Linked DNA regions of Homo sapiens: all the other regions are linked to region 2. The links are chromatin contacts, found by Hi-C or POLR2A ChIA-PET in ENCODE. All regions are on one chromosome and are shown on one strand. The core of a region is the stretch at or near the end of the contact, and the rest is flanking DNA. Distances in the headings are between cores, read along the strand shown.

Region 1 (3,426 bases), core at 1-2,500, 3.0 Mb before region 2:
AAAACATAAACATTTTAGTTCAAACCCCTTCAGAGTCTGAATCCATCCTACCTCCCGAAACACCTTCCACTGTTTTGATACCCAATTGTCAACTTCTGCCAAAAGGATCTGTAACGGAGCCCCCTAGCTCCAGCGGAGGCTCCTCTGTCCTCCTTTCAAATTCCAGTTATTTAATCTAGCCTTTAGAGCACAACTCAAATCTCACCTCCCCCGGATTCCCCCCACCCACCCGCCCCAAGCCCTGGGTAACGTTGCCCTCCCCCGAATTTCACAGCACCGGAGGTTCACCCCATTCATTTGGCATTCAGTCTGCCGTGCAAAGTTAGTAATCCTCCTGGTGTCCCCGGAGAATCGTTCAACCTGAGGGTGGGGGTGTGTCCCCTTCTTTGTGTATTAACACGGGCTCGTAGAGCCTCCAACACGCACTATAGAGTAGCTAATTTGCCGCTGCCACAAAAAAAAGTTACTCGCTGACAGAAAAACTGGCCCGAAAAGGAACACAGTAGTGCCGTTTTCAAGTGGGCAGGTGACGGGTCTGTCTGGGCCGGAGAGGACGAAGAGGGCGGCCCCGAGGTTCCCCGGGCTGGGGGATGCGGGAGGGTGGGTCTCCGGCGAGCAGCGCGCGGCCAAGGGCGCTGCCACGGGGGCGGCGCGGGGGGAGCAGCGGGGCCCCAGCGCGTCGACGCCGGCCGCGGAGACGCGTCGAGCCCCCGCCCCCGCCCCCGCCCCTCACCTTCTCCTCCTCTTCCTCCTCCTCCTCCTCCCCGGCAGAGCTGTAGGCCTCACAGTGGTGACGCGGGGTCATCCGGGGGCCCGTTACCACCTCATTCTCATAGGCGCGCGGAGGCGGTGCGCGCGGGACGACTCGGCCAACTGAGGAGGGAGAAAGGGGAAGCGGATCGGGGGGCGCGGGCGCGGGCGCTGGCGCTCGAGCGGGACGCACGGCTGCGGCCGCTGGGTCGGTCAGCGAATTAGTTCCATGATGACCCCCGGCCTGAGGCCGCCGCCGCTCGAGCCCGGGTTGGGAGGGGGCTCCCTCTCGCCATAGGGCGGCGGGGGCCGGGGAGAGGCGGGGGGTGAGACCGGCTCTGCCCCTGCCCGGGGAAAGCGCCTCCGAGGGGAAATGGTGAAAGGGGGGGAGGGGAGAAAAGAAAAGAAAAAAAAAAAAAGAAAGGGGAAAGGGGGGAAAAATAAGAAAAAGCGAGACAGAGGCGCTGCCGCGTCCGCTCGCGGGGAAGGCTGGGGAGGGAGGGGAAGAGAGGGGAAGGGAGGAAGAAGTGCCGGCTTCCTCGGCTCCGCCCTCGCGGACCGATTCCTAGACTCGCCCACTCCTTGTAAACTACGCGGACTTGGTCTTTCACCCTTCCTGTTCCTCCCCGCCGCCTTCCCGGTCCAACGAAAGTACAGAGAAGTGCGGCCGAAAGGAGACGGGCTGGGGAAGTCGTTGGCACTAGGATGGAAGGAGGGAGGACGTTTTCTCGTGGCTAAGAAAAGCCGAAGGTCCGTGGACTCATTTTCCTTGAAGGAGCGGAAGGGTTGCTTGCAGACCGCACGGTGACGTCAGCGTCTCTGGGCCCCCACTGAGGGGGCGTGCGGTGGCCGGAGAGTGCGCTGCGCATGCGCCTGGGGAAGAAAGAAGCGGCCGAGCGCTGCGCTTGGGGGAGGGGATTTCACGATCCGCTCCTGTGGTCCAGCTTTACAGCAGCTTGGTTTTATCTAGCCCTACTCGTCCCCAGGCTCTTAGAAGGATTCACTGGGAAGGGGCTACTGATCTCTTGGGTGGAGATCTTGCAGATTTGTTGACCTAGCAAAGTATTACGTGTTCTTACCGTTGACATGTAAATAGAATTGCGGTTTTTCTCACTGCCACATTGTGTGGGTGGAGGGAGATTCTAAAGGGTTTTAGGAATCGGAAAATTAGGGAGAATCAAATCATGGGTGCTTAAGGCCTCAGTGAAACACTGTAAATTATACTGCTGACGGCGAGGAACCTGCTTGGCAATGTGGCAAGGGGATTTTATCCACTCAACCAACACGTCTGAGTATTTCCGAATAGGTTTTATTACCAGGTGCTTAAAGAATGTGTGGTGACATAAATGGGTTTTATTTGGGGTTCTGTTAGTACAAACGGTAACTTTTTGCTATTTTGATTGTTTTAATTATTTAAAAATATGTAGTATTACAGAGTTTTGAAAGAGGAAGAGCTAGATCTCAACCATTTATAGAAGTCTCGTTTGTTTTTTCCATTTGTTTTTTATATAGTTATTTTAACTGTCAGTGAAAAAATATGTGTTGAGTTTATTTAGTGGCCAGACTCAGCAAACTGGAAGTAGCCAAGACAGACATAGCTCCTGCCTTCATGGAGTTTACAGTCCAAACAGAGGATAACCATTGAGCTAATTATCACTATGTAAAATTACCAAGTACATTTACTTGTTTACTTGTGCATGTATCCCCTCCCTAGAATATAAGGTCGCAGGCGGCAGGGATCTTGCATGTTTCACCCTCTATCCCTGTGTATAAAAGGCTCTCAATATTTGACCAAGTAAACAATTCTGGTATTAAAACCGTTAAGATGGAAAATCGCCGGCTGCTGTGGAAACGCTTGCCTTTCCGCCTGGTTTGGGATATCAGAGAAGGTTTTTCTGAAGAAGTGACATTTAAGATGAGACTTGAAACCACTGGGCAAAGAATGATACAAGCAGAGGAAGTTATGTGAAAAGGCTCCGAAGCTGAGACGTTCTAAAAATCTCTGAAAGCTAGTGTGGCTGGCCCTCAGACAACTGAGGCAGGATGTGGAAGCAGAGGACAGATGCCATAGAACAGAAGAAGGAATGGGAAGCCCTAGGAGGATTTCAAGTGGGTTGTATCCTTTTTTTTTCTTTTTTTCACTTCATGTAGCCTATTATTATATGGTCTTCATTCAAAAAAGCCACCATTTTTCTGCATGTTACTCTTGAGACTGTAGCATTTCTGCATAATACTATTGAGAGTGTAACATAATTCCATTGTTAGACCATGAAATTGCTTCTGATTTTCACTCCAATAAGAATAATGCAAATTCCACTCCTAAATATATACCCAAGAGAAAGGAAAATATTTGTCCATGCAAAAACTTTTTTACAAACGTTAGCATTATTCATAATAGCCAAAGATGAAACAACCTAAATGTTCATCAGCTGGCGCCTGTATAAATCAAATGTGATACATCTATGTACAATCAAATTTTTATTTTTAAGAGATGGGGTCTGGCTCCGTGGCGCAGATGGGGGTGCCATGAGACTTCCTATGTTGTCCAGGCTGGTCTCAAACTCCTGGCCTCTAGCAATTCTCCCTCCTTAGCCTGAAAGTGATGGGATTACAGGCATGAGCCGTCACACCGACCTATACAATGGAATCTTATTGGGCCATAAAAAGAAAATACTA
Region 2 (3,262 bases), core at 247-2,746:
ACCAGAGCCTTATATACGTTTTAAAAGTAACTTCTTGATTGTATTTTTATATCGCAATAAAAAATATTATCAGGCAAGTTTTCCATCTCATAAAGTTTCCAGGTAACAGAAGACAATGTTCAAGGTATGACCCTAATCCTTCTCTTTCCTGGTTCACTCATCTCTATTAACTCTTGCTAATTGTCTTTTTAAATATTTGGTTTAAAGTCTACCTATTCTGAACCATTCTTTAAGTTCATTACACTCTTATTCTGAGTCACCCCAAGCTTTCTAGTCATACTCATATTCATGTTTTACCATAATAAAAAAAAGTTCTCTCCTAAAAACATTCAACTTTCTAATAATTTAACTAATTTAATTTAAATATTCACTTTTCAACTACACTGAAAGTTTACATTAGGCTATTACCATGTCTTTTATTTATGCTGTATTCCCCTGCTCTGTACTTATTATAATGTCATTTGCAAAGTAAGTGTTCAATAAATTTTTCAATATATCATAAAAAAATTATAATTCCAAGGATGATAGCATAAGTTATGTAATTCATAAGCTTGTTGTATCTAAAATATTTACGTTTGATAGCTACAGAAACAACTTGAAACTGATTGTGTCTGAATGCAGATAAAAGTCAAATATTTGGTGCTTTTCAGAAATGAGTGGCAGTGTGTCTTTGAGCATTAGTGTTTGCTGCCAACAAGTGAAATGCAAGTTTACACAAACAGATTTTGCATAAGACAGCCTTCTCCATTCAGTTCAAATCAGCTCACCATTGCTGCTGAGTCCCAGACAACACCAGCACAAGACTTTAAGCTAAAGGAACTTCCCAAACGTGGATTCAAGGTTTTTTTTTGTACAGTCAGGTATCTGCTAGCTTATTACACTGGAAGAGAGACAGCAGTTTGCGGTTTTTCTATCTGTACCTATACCTGCACCATAAGATTCCAAGCTCCACTCAATCCCATCATTACTTTTGCAGCTGCATGATCCTAAGAGGAAAGTGCTCCTTTTCCATAGCCAAGAAAAACACATGTGAGTCCTGGCCTTGTACTCCCTTCAGGGTAACTACCTGAAGTCTGTCAGCCTCTTATCAATCAACAAGGTATCACTTTAGGGGAAACAAAGGCCAAAACAAGACAGGGCAGACAGATCTCAGACCCTTGAAGAATCCCAAGCAACTGAAAATAAATATTAAGTTTTTCAATTGGTAAACAGTTAACGGTGAAAAAGCAAAATAATGTGGTAGGTTAAAAACAGAAATCATTCATCCCCACTGTAATGTTAAAAAAAAAAGCCTCTAAATGAAAGCGAAAATGACTAAAATTTTAAGAACAAGAAGAAAGAAAGGTTATGTTATAAAGATAAGTTCAACTCCTTGAATTCAACATCTTAGAAGATCAGCTTCACTGAGTTTGGCTTTCAAGTTATGTCTTCAACTACAGGGAACAGCAATATTGAAACTACTTTGTATTTGTTGTGAAGCAGTTGTCAAGGATGCTGCTGTCATGACACGCATCGTCCCCTATAACATTTCAAAGCAGAAGTTTCTTTGTCACCCCCAAGTAGTTGCTATGTACTTCCTCTTTTCTGCACTTGACAACCATGCAAACTTATTTCTTGTCCTGACTACTGGGGAAGCCCACAGTAAATTTCTTACTCATTCACAAAATTCTGTTAAGTTCATGTGGTTATCATAGTGTTTCATCCCCTTTTCCAAAATTTTAGCACTCTTCTTTTTATATTTTATTAATTTTCTGCAACACTATTAATTTCTATGCAGCCTCAAATACTTTTTTGAAAGAGACAGGAATTGAACAAACAAAATGTTATATTAAAGCCCTGGTTTTCTTTAATTGAGAATTGGGGGACCAAATTCCATTATCAACTGGAGGGAAAAAGAGAAAGAGAGGAGGCACACAAACACCATATATATATATATGGTGTTTTCCTCGCTTTCATTTAGAGGCTTCATATATATTGGAGACAGAGTTTCACTCTGTCACCCAGGCTGGAGTGCACTGGCACAATCATAGCTCACTGCAACTTCAAACCCCTGGACTCATGCAACCCTCCCACCTCAGTCTCCCAAGTAGCTGAGACTACAGGCATATACCATTATACCAGGCTACTTTTAAATTTTCTATAGAGATGTGGTCTCACTATACTGCTCAGGATGGTCTTGAACTCCTGGCCTCAGGCAAGCCTCTCATCTTGACTTTACAAAGTGCTGGAATTACAGACTTCAGCCACTATGCCCAGGCTTGGCTAATTTTTTAATGTATGAAATTAGCACTTTCAGCTCTATTTGTATCTCCCTAATTTCTTTGCTGAGAAGGGCAGGGAAGGGAAGGAGAGGGGAGAAGAGGAGAGGAGTGAGGAAGGGAAGGGAAAATAGCCACCACAACTGCCATGCACTGTGCCATATCAGTAGCTTTTCTCTGAAACACTTTGGATGTGGAAGGTATGCAAGGCATTATAACTAAAATAAAGATAGACTGAAATCATGGTGTCATAAAACAGTCTGCAGGGAATCCTGAATTGACCAACTAACAATGAAGGCATAATTTTATTTTCAGTATCTCCTACTTTTTCTTTCTACGATGTGTCTGTACAGTACTTGAACTTTCCAATGCACATTGTCTTAACTTTCCAGATTTCAAAGCTCTTTCAGGATTTCAGTCAATGAGTCTACACTCATCTGTTGAGCATCTGTTGTATGTGAACACCGTGATTCTACACAGTGATGTGAGAATTCCTCACACTCAGTCCAGGGGTCACTCACATAAAGCTCTATATATGCACTGTGGTTCTCCACCCTGGCTGTACACTGGAATCATTTGAGGGGATTTTCAAAAGCTCTTCTGGACTCTATTTGAAGAGATTCTAATTCACATGTTTGTGTTGGGTCAGGGTTATCACTGGCCTTTGAAAACTCCCCAGAGTATTCTAATGCGCTGCCAGGATTAAGAACCTCTGATCTAACCTAATTTTAAAACTTTCTTGTGTTATTGGAATGCGTTTTGAATTACCTATTTTGCCAGTCATTGCTTCTGTATGAGAGTTTTGGGTAAATAGGATAATCTCTTAAACCATAAATAGTTTCTGGGATGGTATGGATGAAGATGTGCATGAGCTTATAGACAGAATAGAGATTAGTTCCAAGCTCAACCTTGTTTCTTCATTTATAAAATAGGAATATAAATATCTCCCCCATGGGGCCACTGTAAGGATTCATTACAGTATATTATTATAAATGTCCTATTTT
Region 3 (3,541 bases), core at 760-3,259, 3.0 Mb after region 2:
AATCTGAAAACTGGTCTTTAAAGACAATCACAAAGAATCACAAAGAGACAATAGCCCTCTGTGATTAAAAGAAAGCCAATGAAAAAGCTTTTTAATCTCCCTATTTTAATTATTTTTAAAATTCTTAGTCTTACTACTGAGTCAGCAGCTATAAGGCATGGGTCAAATAACTGCAACATAAAAACTGTAATTTTAAAAAGACAAAACCAAATACCTACTGAATAATACAGCATCAGACAAATTATTTTTAAAAAATAATCATTATCGTCATCATTAAACCTTCTGAGTACCTCTAAGGTATTTCTCCTAAAAATTTTTTTGGGTCTCTTATTCTTCTAGTAAGTGAAAGCCAGACCTACAAACTATACACACCTATTCACACAAAATATTTCCCCTCTAAGTAAACTACAAAATTTGTGATATATGACACACTATGGCACAGTGTGTTACATATACTCTTTGTAGACAATTTGAATAAGGAAATAATATCACATATACTCTCTGTAGACAATTTGAATACGGAAATTTAGGGCTAATCATAAACATTACCCATGGGCATTCCTCAATACTAATCCTTCTGTTCATTATACACTCAATGTCATTGACCCAAAAAAGCTGGGGGAAAAGCATAGGGTCCAAATTAATGTATAAAAATTTTTTTGCCCAGCCTAAAAATTTGATTCACATGTAACTTTTCTGTAACACTAGTGTTGTGTGCAAGGAGACAGACTCCTTACGGATCTTTCAGCATAACCTAAAACTTAACATGGGTCTTCAGATAACCTAATAAAACAGTGGCTGTTATAGTCAATCAATCCAGCTCTCTAAACAAAGGGCTAGGCTAATCACTCCAGCATTTAGTGATTTAGAAATAACAGAGGTCTCAATTTATTTTTCCCAACTTAATGTACTCACAACAAATGCTTGCATCACCCCATCGCAACTCTCCTTCTTAACAATGAAGGTAAAACTCAGGACCAAAAGAGAGCTCCTAGAGCTGTATTTCATTTGCATTATAAAATCTACAGCAAAATTTTTCATAACTTTACTCTCTGAATTCATGAACTAGGTTGGCGGGGGCAGGAGGGTGAGTATAGAGAAGAACTTCCCTGAAAAGCATGAGTATAAAATATAACTGAGAGTATCTCAATTGTTATATGCCAAATGGCAGGGGCAAAGAGGTTAGTTACTCTAAGGATAACAGAGCATTAAAAATTTTTTTTCTAATTCTTACAAAACTGGTCCCTATTCTATAAAATGTGAACATCCACAACCCAACAAGTTACAGACTAGGATCTAAGACACAGATCTTAAATGCAGATAAAATGCCAATGCTCTGCCTCCCTAAAGAAACGTACAACCCCAAGAACTGCTGAACACCATCAAAGCAACACCCGCCAGAGTGGCTGTTTTAAACATTATATCAGGAAATCATGATAAGTGCTAGCGGTTCCTCTAGGCCTCAGCAGCAGCCTTAGGTATAAGAGCAAACTGGAGCCCTCTTAACACTCAAAGAATAATGTTGATGTCATGACGAGGCTACTGATTCTTCGCACTCCGGACAAGTCATTCCTTGATCCACCGCGCAATTCTTTCCCCACCCACCCCCATCCCCCCAAATAAAGAGATCTCCGGACAGAGAAGCCCTCGGGTACCCCATCCTCCTCTACCTCCAGCGGCTGCCGCTTTCTCCTCCCTCGGGCTCCGAGGTAGGGGCTCCAGAAGGTCCTGGGCAATCCCGAGCCCCGGCGGGGCTTGTTTTGCCCGTGCACGATAGCTCTGGCCAGCAGCTTCCTTTCCCAGTTTGTCCAAACTGGAGCGCTCCAGGGTACCCGGGGACCGAGAAGGGAGCCGGGGTGGCGACGTCGCCGTCGCCGCCGCCTCTGGTATGTCAGGGGCCGGGATTGTATTTCGAAAGATCCGCCATTTTCACCTCGTCATCACCATCACAGCTCAGCAGCTTCCCCGACAGCCGGAGCCCGGGCCGCCGCCGCCGCCGCCACCACCAGTAACCTCCCCCTTCCTCCTCCTCCCCTCCCCGCCCGCCCCACCCGGGAGGCGCACACCCACATATCCGGGGAAGCCTCCCGCCGCCCCGCCAACCTTCAAACGCACAAGGGCCGTGCAAGTGCACACGGGCTACGCCGAGACCTTTCACCCCCGGGCGGAGCACGGGCCCCCGCAGGGACGCCAAAGGAAGTCGCGCCACCTGCGGGGTCCCAAGTCCGGCATATTTTTGTTTGCAAGACCAAAAGCCATGCGGAGGGTGGCATAAGGACAATAAAGAACCCAAACTCTTTCATTTTCAGAGCAGCAACTTGAGAGAGATGGTGGAATGCGTTTCATTCACTGTGGCTATCTCAGGCACTAAAAACACTGTGAAAGACCTTTAATGTCATTCACCAACTTTGACATTTTACCCCACCCGCAGAACTACTTTGACAGGATGAGCTATTTCCATATGCATGTTCGACCTTTGACACCTTTGTCAATTACAGGCAGCAATCCTCATGCAGATGAAGTGGTCAAAATATCTAATTTAAAAAAATAAAGTTCTGAGCTATCTTCCTCTCCAACTTAATTTATCTGGTCATTTCTGTCCATGAACACTGCGACTTCCAATCTGTCATCGGTTTAAGACGTCAAAGCGCAACTAGATTTGAAATGATTGAACTAATTGTAGAAACATTCATGAATGATCGATTTCTAAAATATTGAAAATATAACTCTTAGCTAAAATTATTTGCCAAATGTTTTTTTAGGATCTAAGTCATCAAATTAAAAAAAAACCATCTGCTGCTGATATATTTGTTCTGTACAGTAAAAATAAACAGCTTGCTTCAGAACAAGATCCTAGAGCTACCTACTAGGTAGGTAAGAGTTACCAGCTCTTGTCATCAGTCAGTTGAATAAGTAACCAAAAGAGAACAGAGGTAATTCTTAATCATTTAAAAAATAACAAAACATAAGCTGCAAGGCTTCTGAAGAGATCAGCATTAAAAAAAAAAAAAAAGGAAACTGGCTGCCTTTGTCAATTTTAGAAAGAGTTAACCATCCAAAAGCTGAATTCTGTATCATTCAACCACAACATAAGCTCTGGGCAAACTGAATTTCAAGGCTGCGAACAGGGCCACTCTACTGTCTAAGTTAGTGTAGGAAGAGTAAGGTTGAAGTTGAAGTTGAAAAAGTCATTTCATTTCCCTACCTTGTTTCAATGGCAACTCCATATAAAAGTCGGTAGATTCAGCCTTCAACAAGGGCTGTCCACCACCCACCCCAATTGCTGTTTTTATATGCAGACTACCAGATGCTGAGAGTATAAAGTGTTCTCAATTACTTCATCTTTAAACTTCATTTCCCCACTGACGGCCCCGTCCATCCGCACTCTGCTTGGTTGTTTACCGTTGCTGGCCAAGCTAAGTCCCGGCCCGCTCCCTTCCCCCGTGCACCTCGGGAACATTATGACATTTGGCTGGTGGGCTTCGCGAGGAAAACGGACACGCACGAACAAGAGCCTGTACAAAGGGGCATAGGAAGAACG

What was found. A loop is a pair of places that touch in the nucleus more often than their neighbours do. ChIA-PET counts read pairs that join two places held with the same protein, here RNA polymerase II (POLR2A). Pooled maps may share reads with other maps.
Region 1: a loop to region 2 is called in a map of CD8-positive, alpha-beta T cell, with 12 times the contacts of the local background. The contact joins the promoter of CCNI here to the enhancer-like site in region 2. A Hi-C loop is called at or near these places in 2 of 168 maps with a recorded cell type or tissue (CD8-positive, alpha-beta T cell and naive thymus-derived CD4-positive, alpha-beta T cell) and 8 of 50 pooled maps. POLR2A ChIA-PET finds 5 or more read pairs at or near these places in 1 of 52 experiments (CD8-positive, alpha-beta memory T cell).
Region 3: a loop to region 2 is called in a pooled map, with 7 times the contacts of the local background. The contact joins the promoter of LIN54 here to the enhancer-like site in region 2. A Hi-C loop is called at or near these places in 1 of 37 single-sample maps with no recorded cell type and 6 of 50 pooled maps. POLR2A ChIA-PET finds 5 or more read pairs at or near these places in 1 of 52 experiments (CD4-positive, alpha-beta T cell).

The regions. Positions count from the first base shown.
Region 1 is chr4:77,074,739-77,078,164 of GRCh38, forward strand. It overlaps CCNI (cyclin I), which reads right to left and starts at 1,251. Exons shown (of 7, transcript NM_006835.3): 1 at 734-1,251. RefSeq lists silencers at 579-728, 789-1,138 and enhancers at 1,319-1,548, 1,447-2,417.
Region 2 is chr4:80,057,400-80,060,661 of GRCh38, forward strand. The region is part of intron 3 of ANTXR2 (ANTXR cell adhesion molecule 2); the gene reads right to left. Among named protein-coding and RNA genes, the nearest start is that of ANTXR2, 14 kb to the right of the region's middle. Within about 2 kb of position 1,497, at least 7 of the 41 ENCODE cell types and tissues checked have a DNase peak (open chromatin) inside an H3K27ac peak, as active enhancers do; they include CD4-positive, alpha-beta T cell and CD8-positive, alpha-beta T cell, where a contact is called at or near this core.
Region 3 is chr4:83,008,814-83,012,354 of GRCh38, forward strand. It overlaps LIN54 (lin-54 DREAM MuvB core complex component), which reads right to left and starts at 2,010. Exons shown (of 13, transcript NM_194282.4): 1 at 1,671-2,010. RefSeq lists an enhancer at 1,850-1,949 and a silencer at 2,020-2,099.